Linked DNA regions of Homo sapiens: region 1 is linked to region 2. A link is a contact called in ENCODE Hi-C data. All regions are on one chromosome and are shown on one strand. Each heading gives the region's core, a stretch centred on a gene start or an enhancer-like site at or near the end of the contact. The rest is flanking DNA. Distances are from core to core; before and after follow the strand shown.

Region 1 (5,016 bases), core at 1,151-3,650, 3.0 Mb before region 2:
GGGGACATTTGCTGATTCTGAGCATAGGCAAAGAATGAGCTAGACCCAAGCAAAGGAATTCTTTAGGAAAGAGATACAAGAAATGTTTTTGGCAGTCATTTGAGGCTTGCATGATGGTTGGAAACAAGAGGATCCCCAAACACAAGGCCAGCTTTCCCACAGGATATTAGCCGACTATGCAAAAGATGGAAGGCTGGGCCAGAAAGGTAGAAAAAAATCTCTTTCTCTTTCAGTCTTGTGCTGAGGAGACAAAATCCCTTTAGAAAGAGAGGGCCTGCTATGACATTCAATTATCTCCCCCTCAAGATGTCTTCAGACTCTGAGGGTGCATGCAGTGGGACCTAAGCTCAAATTACCAAAGGCCAATACAAATCTCTCACAGTCTTTTAGGGCTAAGGAGACACAGGCTTGCTAGGCTCTGACCAAGAAATAGTAAGGAACCAGAAGTTGATTAACTCATACTAAAATTACAGTCCACCCTCAAGCCGCCTCACCTTCTGATTGGATTGAAGTAATTCTCTCATTATATCTGCCTAACAGATGAAAGGGGAGCCCTCTCTGGTTCTTTTATATACTGTGTCCGGCATACAATAAAAAATACTGGACAATGCAAAGACAGAAAAATGTGACCAATACCAAAGAGAAAAAAAATGAGCAATGGAAGCAGACCTTTAGGTGATCTAGGTGTTAGAGTCAACTTAGAAAGACTTGACTAAAGTTAGTATTTTCATACAATAAAGGGAAAATCAGACAAAATAGGTGAAGAGAGGCAAAATGTCAATAGAAATTGGAATCTCTAAAATATCAAATGAACAAACTGGAACTGAAAAATACAACATGTGAATTAATAACTCATTGCATTAATCTAACAGTAGATTGTACACAGTGAAGACAAAGTTAGAAGACTTGAATACAGTACAATTAAAAATATCCAAACTGAAGCATTTCGAGAAAATATAATGGAAAGAACAGAGCAGGGAAGATGTGGGACACAGCCAAAAGGTTTAGCATAAATGTAATTGGAGATCTAAAAAGAGAGGAAAGTGATACTGGATCCCAGTAATATCTGAAGAGAAAATGGCCATGAATTTTCCAAATGGATTAAAGGTGTCAACCGACAGATTCAGAAAGTTCAGCAAACCCTAAGCAATATAAAACAAAGAAAACCACATTTAGGCAAACTTAGTCAAACCATTAAAAACTAAAGCCAATTAACTTCTGATCTTAGTTTTCCTAAATGTAAGAATTAAGTATCCTTCCTTGGAAACATTTTTTTTCCCAAACAAACAAGCAAAAAAAATCAGGACACACTAGTCTGACAAGTACAAGTGTTTTTATGAGAACAGGGTGGCAAAATACTTGAAGTCAAAAGTACCCTGGAAAAATCGGTTGAAAGTTTTATTCTTCATTCAAATACTCTATAGTAAAACAAATTGATTTAGAAGAAATTGTTTTTTTTTTCTTTTATGCGATCTTGTCTCTGCCTATTTGCCAGTTTTATCTTGTGGCGTTCTTTTTCTTTACATCTGTGATCCAGTCAGACTGGCTTTTATTTCTAAAACAAGGCATGTTCCCTGGTCCCAGGGTTCTCATATATGATCTTTCCTCTGCCAAGAATGGTTTTTCTAATCCACCTCTACCTCCATCCTTGACCCCTCTGCCTTATTAAATCACATTCTTCCCTCGAGTCGTCAATTAAAGGCCACTTCATTAGAAAGCATTTCCTGATGCTCTAGGCTTAATGGTAATTTCCTTATTATATGCTCTCACATATACTTGTATTTTTTCATAGCACTTTTCACAGTTTGTAATTGTATATTTATTTGTGATTCTGAGTCACATATGGCTCACTCATGAGGGCAAGAACTTTTTTTTTTCACCATTGTATACACAATCTCTAGCATGGAGCTTTAGCATATAGTAACTACTCACTAAATTTTTATCAAATAAATGAACAAATGAATGGAAAGGCGTACAGAGGAAAGATTATTTTCAATACTGAGTAACAACAGGAATACTTCATTATACTGAGTCGATTAAAATTACTCCCTAGATCTTTTACAGTACCGAAAAGCAGTCTACATTGCTGATTCTCAGTTTTAATTTTTCTTAAGGCAACGAGGCCACTGTCTTTACTGTCATGTAAGTGCTGACCTGTCCTTTCTCTGGAGATAATTTAAGGCAAAATAATTCTTTTCATGGTTATGGTTTCTAAAAGCAGCTAGTAGTGAGAGAAATAAATGGGTTCTTTGTTTGGAATTATAATAAAAGTGGAATCCAACGTGAAGGAGTGCAAATACTGTATTTAAAATTACAAGCTTTATATAAAACCACTCTCGTCAAGTGACTTTATTTTCAACAGTGCTGTGATAAGGTTGCCCTCTGGTGGCCACTTACTGTGTTTTCACAGTCCTATTTTCACCCCCTCTACTGTTTTGCTATACCTTGTGTTTTAGATTGAAGTAGATTTTCAAAGTACTCTTTTTTTGTGGTAAGATATATTTGGATAAACATTTTGGAAAGCAATTTGACAGTAAGTATTAGAAATCTTAAAAATTGTTCTTTGATCTGGTAGTTCTATTTCCAGGAATCTATTCTAAGGAAAGAATTCTAAATTCTTAAGAAGGTTATATTCAGAGATGCTCACCAAAATGGTAGTTACAATTTTAAAAAGTTAGGCAACCCAATTTCTCACAATAGGGTATTAAGTAAATACTGTTATCTAGGCAGTATATTATTAAAAACACAGAAAACCAAATGTTGACCTTACCTTGAGCAAGTTGCTTAATCTGTTTCTTCATCTATAAATTTGATATAATAGCAGTAACTGCCTAGTGGGTTGTCGTGAAGATTAAATGCAATACACTTGTACAGCCTTTATATAGTGCCTGGTCCATCACAAGTAATCAGTAAATGGTAACTGTTACTATGTTCTCGATAAAATGTTTTGTTTTGTTTTGTTTTTTCTGAAACAGAGTTTCACCCTTGTTGCCCAGGCTGGAGTATGGTGGCGCGATCTCGGCTCACTGCAACCTCCACCTCCTGGGTTCAAGCGATTCTCCTGCCTCAGCCTCCCAAGTAGCTGGGATTACAGGCGCCCACCACCACGCCCGGCTAATTTTTTGTATTTTTAGTAGAGACGGGGTTTTGCCATGTTGGGCAGGCTGGTCTCGAACTCCTGACCTCAGGTGATCCGCCTGCCTCGGCCTCCTAAAGTGGTGGGATTACAGATGTGAGCCACTGTGCCTGGCTGATAAAATGTTTTAAAGAATGATATATAGCAATATGAGAAAGTGAAAGAAGCAAGGTATAAAATAACTTATGCCATATAATTAGACTAGTTAAAAAACAAAAGCCAAACCCCTGTAAATGAGGAAAGATTACAAAGAGAAGTACTAAAAATCTTTTTTTTTTTTTTGAGACCGAGTCTTGCTCTGTCACCAGGCTGGAGTACATGGCACGATCTCGGCTCACTGCAACCTCTGGCTCCCGGGTTCAAGCGATTCTTCTGCTTCAGCCTCCCAAGTAGCTGGGATTACAGGCGCCCACCATCACACGCCCAGCTAATTTTTGTATTTTTAGTAGACACGGGGTTTCACCATGGTGGCCAGGCTGATCTTGAACTCCTGACATTAGGTGATCCACCCATCTCGGCCTCCCAAAGTCCTGGGATTACAGACTTGAGCCACGGAGCCCAGCCTAAAAATCTTAATGAGAGATTTCCTAGGATGATTTTTTACCCCTTTCTACTCCTGTATTTTTCTAGATTTTCTTTATTAAGCACGTTTCCCTTAAAATGGAAGTGGGGGGATATTATTTTTAAAACTGGAACTTCATGTTCATATAATATACTTCCTTTGAAAATCCAGTGTACCTTTATGTATTCATAGTGTCCCATGATGAGTAACTTGACCTGAGCAGCTTGACTGAGTTGACCAATCCTCTACTCCCCAATGATACTTACTTCAGAGTATCATGCTTTCCTAGTTTTTGTGCTACCTAACCAGCTTTTCCTTCTTATTTGTTCTACTACATCTTCCTCAGTTCAGCTCCAAGCACTGGAGTGCCTCAGGGCTCAGAGCTTGTCAAGTTTGTCTTTGCCATTTAAACTTTCTCCCTAAGTGGTCTCATTCAGTCCCCTGGATTTAATTTGTATTTGTTTGTTTGTTTTAGCTCATTTTCCCCCTTAACCCTGGATTTAATTTAAATGCCATCTATATATGTGCTTATTATCAGATTTGCATTTCTCCGTTGATCTCCACACTCAAATATCCAACTGTCAAATATCCACTTGTTTTAATTGGCATTATATACCTAACACATCCAAAACAACTTTTTTTTCAACTTATAAGTTAAGCCTGCTCTATTCATTTCACCAAGTTACTCAGTCCCAAAGCCTAGTAGTCATTTTTGATTTTGCTCCTTTTTATTACTGCAAATATCCAGCTCATCAGTATATTCCATCAGCCCTATCTTCAAAACATACCCTGAATCTGACCACTGTTCATGACTTTTATTGCATCATCCTTGCCCAAGCCACTGTCATCTCTTTGAACTACTTTGGCACAGTCTCATCTGGCCTTTCAGCCTCCTCTCTTCTCTCCCTATTCTCTGATCCCCACCCCACCACAGTTAGTCTCCACATAACAACCAGAGCAATCTTTTTAAAATGTAAAACCAGATCATGTCATTTTCATGCTTAAGCCCTCCAATGGCTTCTCATCCCTTTTGGAATAAATAAAATTCAAACATCTCTCTATGGCCTATCTGGTTTTACATTTTCTGGGCCCTGCCTTTCTCTCTGACCTTATGCCCTGTTACTCTCTCCCTTGTTAACCTGGGCTCCATACTGGCCTTCTTTCAGTTTGACAGGTTAAAGCTTGCCTTTTGTTCTATAAAGAGGGTAAGGCATTTCTTCCTACAACAAAGCACATTACTGTATTTCAGATAGGTTTATATATAAATGATGAAATGGTAAAATAAATAAAGGAATAAGGAAAGGTCTTTTTGCAGGTA
Region 2 (4,481 bases), core at 99-2,598:
TTCTGGAAATGTATTGTGACTTAAAAATTGAGAAGTTCTGTCTTTGTAGAATGAAAAGAGAGAGAAGCTACAATTTCCACACGCAAACAAACACCCCATCTCATCAACTCCACCCATTTCCAGCTCCTGGACATTTGTCTTTATTTGTTTCCTCCTCTTCTGAAGCAGGATTTCTCCTGGACAGCAGCCTCCTCAACGTGGGGGCTTATCTATTTATCATCCCTCTCTTCCAACATTGCTTCCCCCACCACCCCCAGCCACACAGACAGCAGGGATTCTTCCATCATTCTTTTCTTCCTTTTCTTGGGGGCACTGTATAGTCTGACCCTAGGCCCTCTTTCTCTCCCACAAAGCTTTTATTTGAAAGCAACAGAAAAGAGGATGGAAACTGAGGGTAATAGAGATTGAAAGAGAGGAGACAGGAGTGGCTGCCAAGACAGAAAGAACAAGACAGGCACAGACAGCATGCAGGGGTGGACTGAAAAGTGAGAAGTCAGGGAAGAACATGGGTTAAATAATCGATTTCAAAACTCACTCTTTGCCAGAGATTTTAATCAAATCATTTCCTTAACCCCAGGAATCTTCTGGGAATTCATTCCCTCTTTCTCTGTCTCTGTCTCTCTCTCTCTCTCTCTCTCACTCTCTTCCTCTTTCTCTATCCCAGACTCTACACAGAGCCAAAAATGCCCTTAGCTATGGCCTGTGCCAGCACCACCACATGTATCTCTATTCCCTCCACTACACATAGGTGCAATCGCACAACCACACACCATTACACACACACACACACACACAAAACCACCCCCCACGCCATATACTCAAGAGATGAGAAAAACCAAGCAAGTGGCCTGAGCAAGGCAAGCCCAGATCAAAGGGTTTTGGACTAGTGTCCTTTCCCTCTCCGTATACTGTCTGAGGGGTACTGTAATTAAGAAACAATTTATTCCTTTTCCCAACACATTGGATAACTACCTCTCATTTTACTCAACCAAAGTGGCAACAAGGCACCACAGGCACAACCCTGACAGAGAAGGAAAGCATTCAGGGAAACTGGGAGGTGGGGTATTATAAGCCTTCTTATTTTTTTAAATGGGTACTATTCAAAAGGGCTGCTTTCTTCACTGGCTACAGGTTATGTAACATCTAAATTATTTCCGGAGTTTCTGAACAGACCAGAGGTTCAGAATAATGGCACCCGCCTCTCCAGATCTGAGGGCTGCTGTCTTCTCCCAGAAGCCCCTCCAAGCCGCTCTGACCCCTGGTCTGGGGCACCCTTCTTCCTTCCCGGCATTTTTTACAAACACAACCTTCAAAATTAGTTCAGAGGCTTTGCGACCCTTTTGTGGCCCTGCACCGCCATCATGTGGCCAGAGCTAACACTGCATCCATGCACACTTACGTGAAAACCAATGAAACCTTAAATGGGAAGTGGCGTAAGATCAGGATTAACCTCCAGCAGATCCTAAGTGGGGTACTTTCCTGTCTTTGCTGCTGGTATATGCTGCAAACTATATTTGGAGGCCTTTTACACTTATGTTCCTCCGCTAGCCCCTTTTCATGGAATGCCTCTTCCCTCGTGTACTCTAAGTTCTAAAATGTAAGAAACTTGCTCATAGGACCAAACACAATTAATCTCTGACCTTCAAACACGTTTCATTTTATTTATTGTGATCGTAGCACTTACCAAAATTCTAAACTGTATGCAAATTAAATGTGTGTGGATTTCTCTCCCCTACCAGGAAGTGAACTGGCAGATGGCAGAGACTGTTTTTTTCACACCTCACAAATAGTAACGAGTCTTTAAAAAGTATATATTGAATGGAGAAAATACAGCAAATAAATGACTCACTAATTTCTTAGCTACCCTGCTTAACTTGCCCTGATGACCTCTTCCTTCCTCTTTTCTGCACAGTGTTGGGCACTGTGCAGCATATAGGTAAGAAACCCTGGAGTAGGAATCAGAATTAGGTTACACCCATGGGAGCTGCGTACCCTTGAGTCAGTCACTTTTTCCTCTAGGAGCCTTAGTTTTCTCAACTATATAAAGAGAGGATTGAATTAAACAAATCACTAAGGTCCATTCAGGTAGATGACGAGGTAAGCCTAAACAAAACTGACTTTTACTAGAGGAATTTTGACTCTGCTTTAAGAGACAAGATGCACTATAGTTATATTCTTTTTCCACTTATTCCAAGGTAATAATACACAGTATTAGGTACCCAATAAATATCTGGAAAATAACAGATGAGAACAGAAAAAAAAGTCAATAAGAAAACAAATTGACCACAGAGCAGTTGTGAACGACAAATGGCACACAACTCCATTCGTAATTCACATTCAGACTTTTTATGTCCTGACATAAGCATGCTGCAAAAAGACGTATCAAAGGCTACTAAGGTTAAACATAGGCTGTTCTGGACTTTTCAGAGAATGTTTCTTAGAGGCAAATCACATTAACAGCCAAACAAATCTGGCTCTAGATAAAGGAGAGGATGTTGTTTGAGATGCAAGAAGGACAGCATAGTGCAGGTGTTACAAAGCAGATAGGAACAGTAAACAACAAATTGTGGCAATATTAGCCACGAATTCTTCACCTGGTTTCAGAAGAAGCCGCTATCAAGTTGTAATCTAAATGAGTATCACCTGAAAAATCACCATGCTCCTATAACCGGAAACCCAAGCGGAACACTTCTGTTCCTCATATTGTATTTCACTGATAGACACAGTCCAGCCCAACTGCTTATTTTCACAGACAGCACAGAAAGGAAGAAAGTCCACCTTGTGTTTCTGGAGACCTCTTCCTATGCCTCGCAGTGGGTCAGGCATGTTATATCTGCTTAACAAGTTGTTCGGTACAATGTCCTATGAACACTCTCTCTTCTACAAATATTAACAGATTTAGTACCTAGTACTGAGAGGTGACAGAGTGCTGGCAGTCCTCACAGCCCTTGCTCGCTCTCGGCGCCTCCTCTGCCTGGGCTCCCACTTTGGCGGCACTTGAGGAGCCCTTCGGCCCGCCGCTGCACTGTGGAAGCCCTTTTCTGGGCTGGCCAAGGCTGGAGCCGGCTCCCTCAGCTTGCGAGGAGATGTGGAGGGAGAGGCGCGGGCGGGAACCGGGGCTGGGCGCGGTGCTTGCGGGCCAGCGTGAATTCCGGGTAGGCGTGGGCTCGGCGTACCCCGCACTCGGAGCGGCCGGCCGGCCCCGCCGGCCCGGGCAGTGAGGGGCTTAGCACCTGGGCCAGCAGCTGCTGTGCTCAATTTCTCGCCAGGCCTTAGCCACCTTCCCGCGGGGCAGGGCTCCGGACCTGCAGCCGGCCATGTCTGAGCCTCCTCCCCCCCGCCCCTCCGTGGGCTCCTGTGCGGCCCAAGCCTCCCTGACGAGCGCCACCCCCTGCTCCAAGGCGCCCACTCCCATCGACCACCCAAGGGCTGAGGAGTGCGGGCGCAAGTCGCGGGACTGGCAGACAGCTCCACCTGCAGCCCCGGTGCGGGATCCACTGGGTGAAGCCAGCTGGGCTTCTGAGATTGGTGGGGACGTAGAGAACCTTTACGTCTAGCTAAGGGAGTGTAAATAAACCAATCGGCACTCTGTATCTAGCTCAAGGTTTGTAAACACACCAATCAGCACCCTGTGTCTAGCTCAGGGTTTGTGAATGCACCAATCCACACTCTGTATCTAGCTACTCTGATGGGGACTTGGAGAACCTTTGTTTCCACACTCTGCATCTAGCTAATCTGGTGAGGAGGTGGAGAACCTTTGTGTCTAGCTCAGGGATTGTAAATGCACCAATCAGTGCCCTGTCAAAACAGACCACTGGGCTCTACTAAACAGCAGGATGTGGGTGGGGCCAGATAAGAGAATAAAAGCAGGCTGCCCTAGCCAGCAGTGGTAACCGGCTCAGGTCGCCTTCCACGCTGTAGAAGCTTTGTTCTTTTGCTCTTTGCAATAAATCTTGCTGCTGCTCACTCTTTGGGTCCACACTGCCTTTATGAGCTGTAACACTCACCGCAAGGTCTGCAGCTTCACTCCTGAAGCCAGCGAGACCACTAACCCACCGGGAGGAAGGAACAACTCCAGACGCACAGCCTTAAGAGCTGTAACACTCACTGCGAAGGTCCGCAGCTTCACTCCTGAGCCAGCGAGACTACGAACCCCACCAGAAGGAAGAAACTCCAAACACATCCGAACATCAGAAGGAACAAACTCCGGACACGCCGCCTTTAAGAACTGCAACAGTCACCGCAAGGGTCCGTGGCTTCATTCTTGAAGTCAGTGAGACCAAGAACCCACCAATTCCGGACACAGTACTACTTCATTGGTAGTGGCTGCTTGGAATAGTGTGATTAAAAGGACCTGGGCAAGGCATATGCCAGGAATGTGGCCAGGCAGATGTATACTCCCAATGCAGGCACTTGAAGAATCATTACACGGAAGCACCGAGCCAGGCAATAGCAGGCAGTCTCTGCCTACTCCCGTGGAT

The links. Hi-C counts contacts between places; a loop is a spot of excess contacts on that map. Pooled maps may share reads with other maps.
Region 1: a map of HCT116 shows a loop between it and region 2 (18-fold over the local background). The contact joins two enhancer-like sites. A Hi-C loop is called at or near these places in 2 of 168 maps with a recorded cell type or tissue (CD8-positive, alpha-beta T cell and HCT116) and 6 of 50 pooled maps.

Annotation. Positions count from the first base shown.
Region 1 is chr9:120,617,300-120,622,315 of GRCh38, reverse strand. All of the region lies in intron 3 of MEGF9 (multiple EGF like domains 9), which reads left to right. Among named protein-coding and RNA genes, the nearest start is that of CDK5RAP2, 40 kb to the right of the region's middle. Within about 2 kb of position 2,400, at least 3 of the 41 ENCODE cell types and tissues checked have a DNase peak (open chromatin) inside an H3K27ac peak, as active enhancers do.
Region 2 is chr9:117,641,723-117,646,203 of GRCh38, reverse strand. No RefSeq gene overlaps it. Among named protein-coding and RNA genes, the nearest start is that of TLR4, 60 kb to the left of the region's middle. Within about 2 kb of position 1,348, at least 10 of the 41 ENCODE cell types and tissues checked have a DNase peak (open chromatin) inside an H3K27ac peak, as active enhancers do.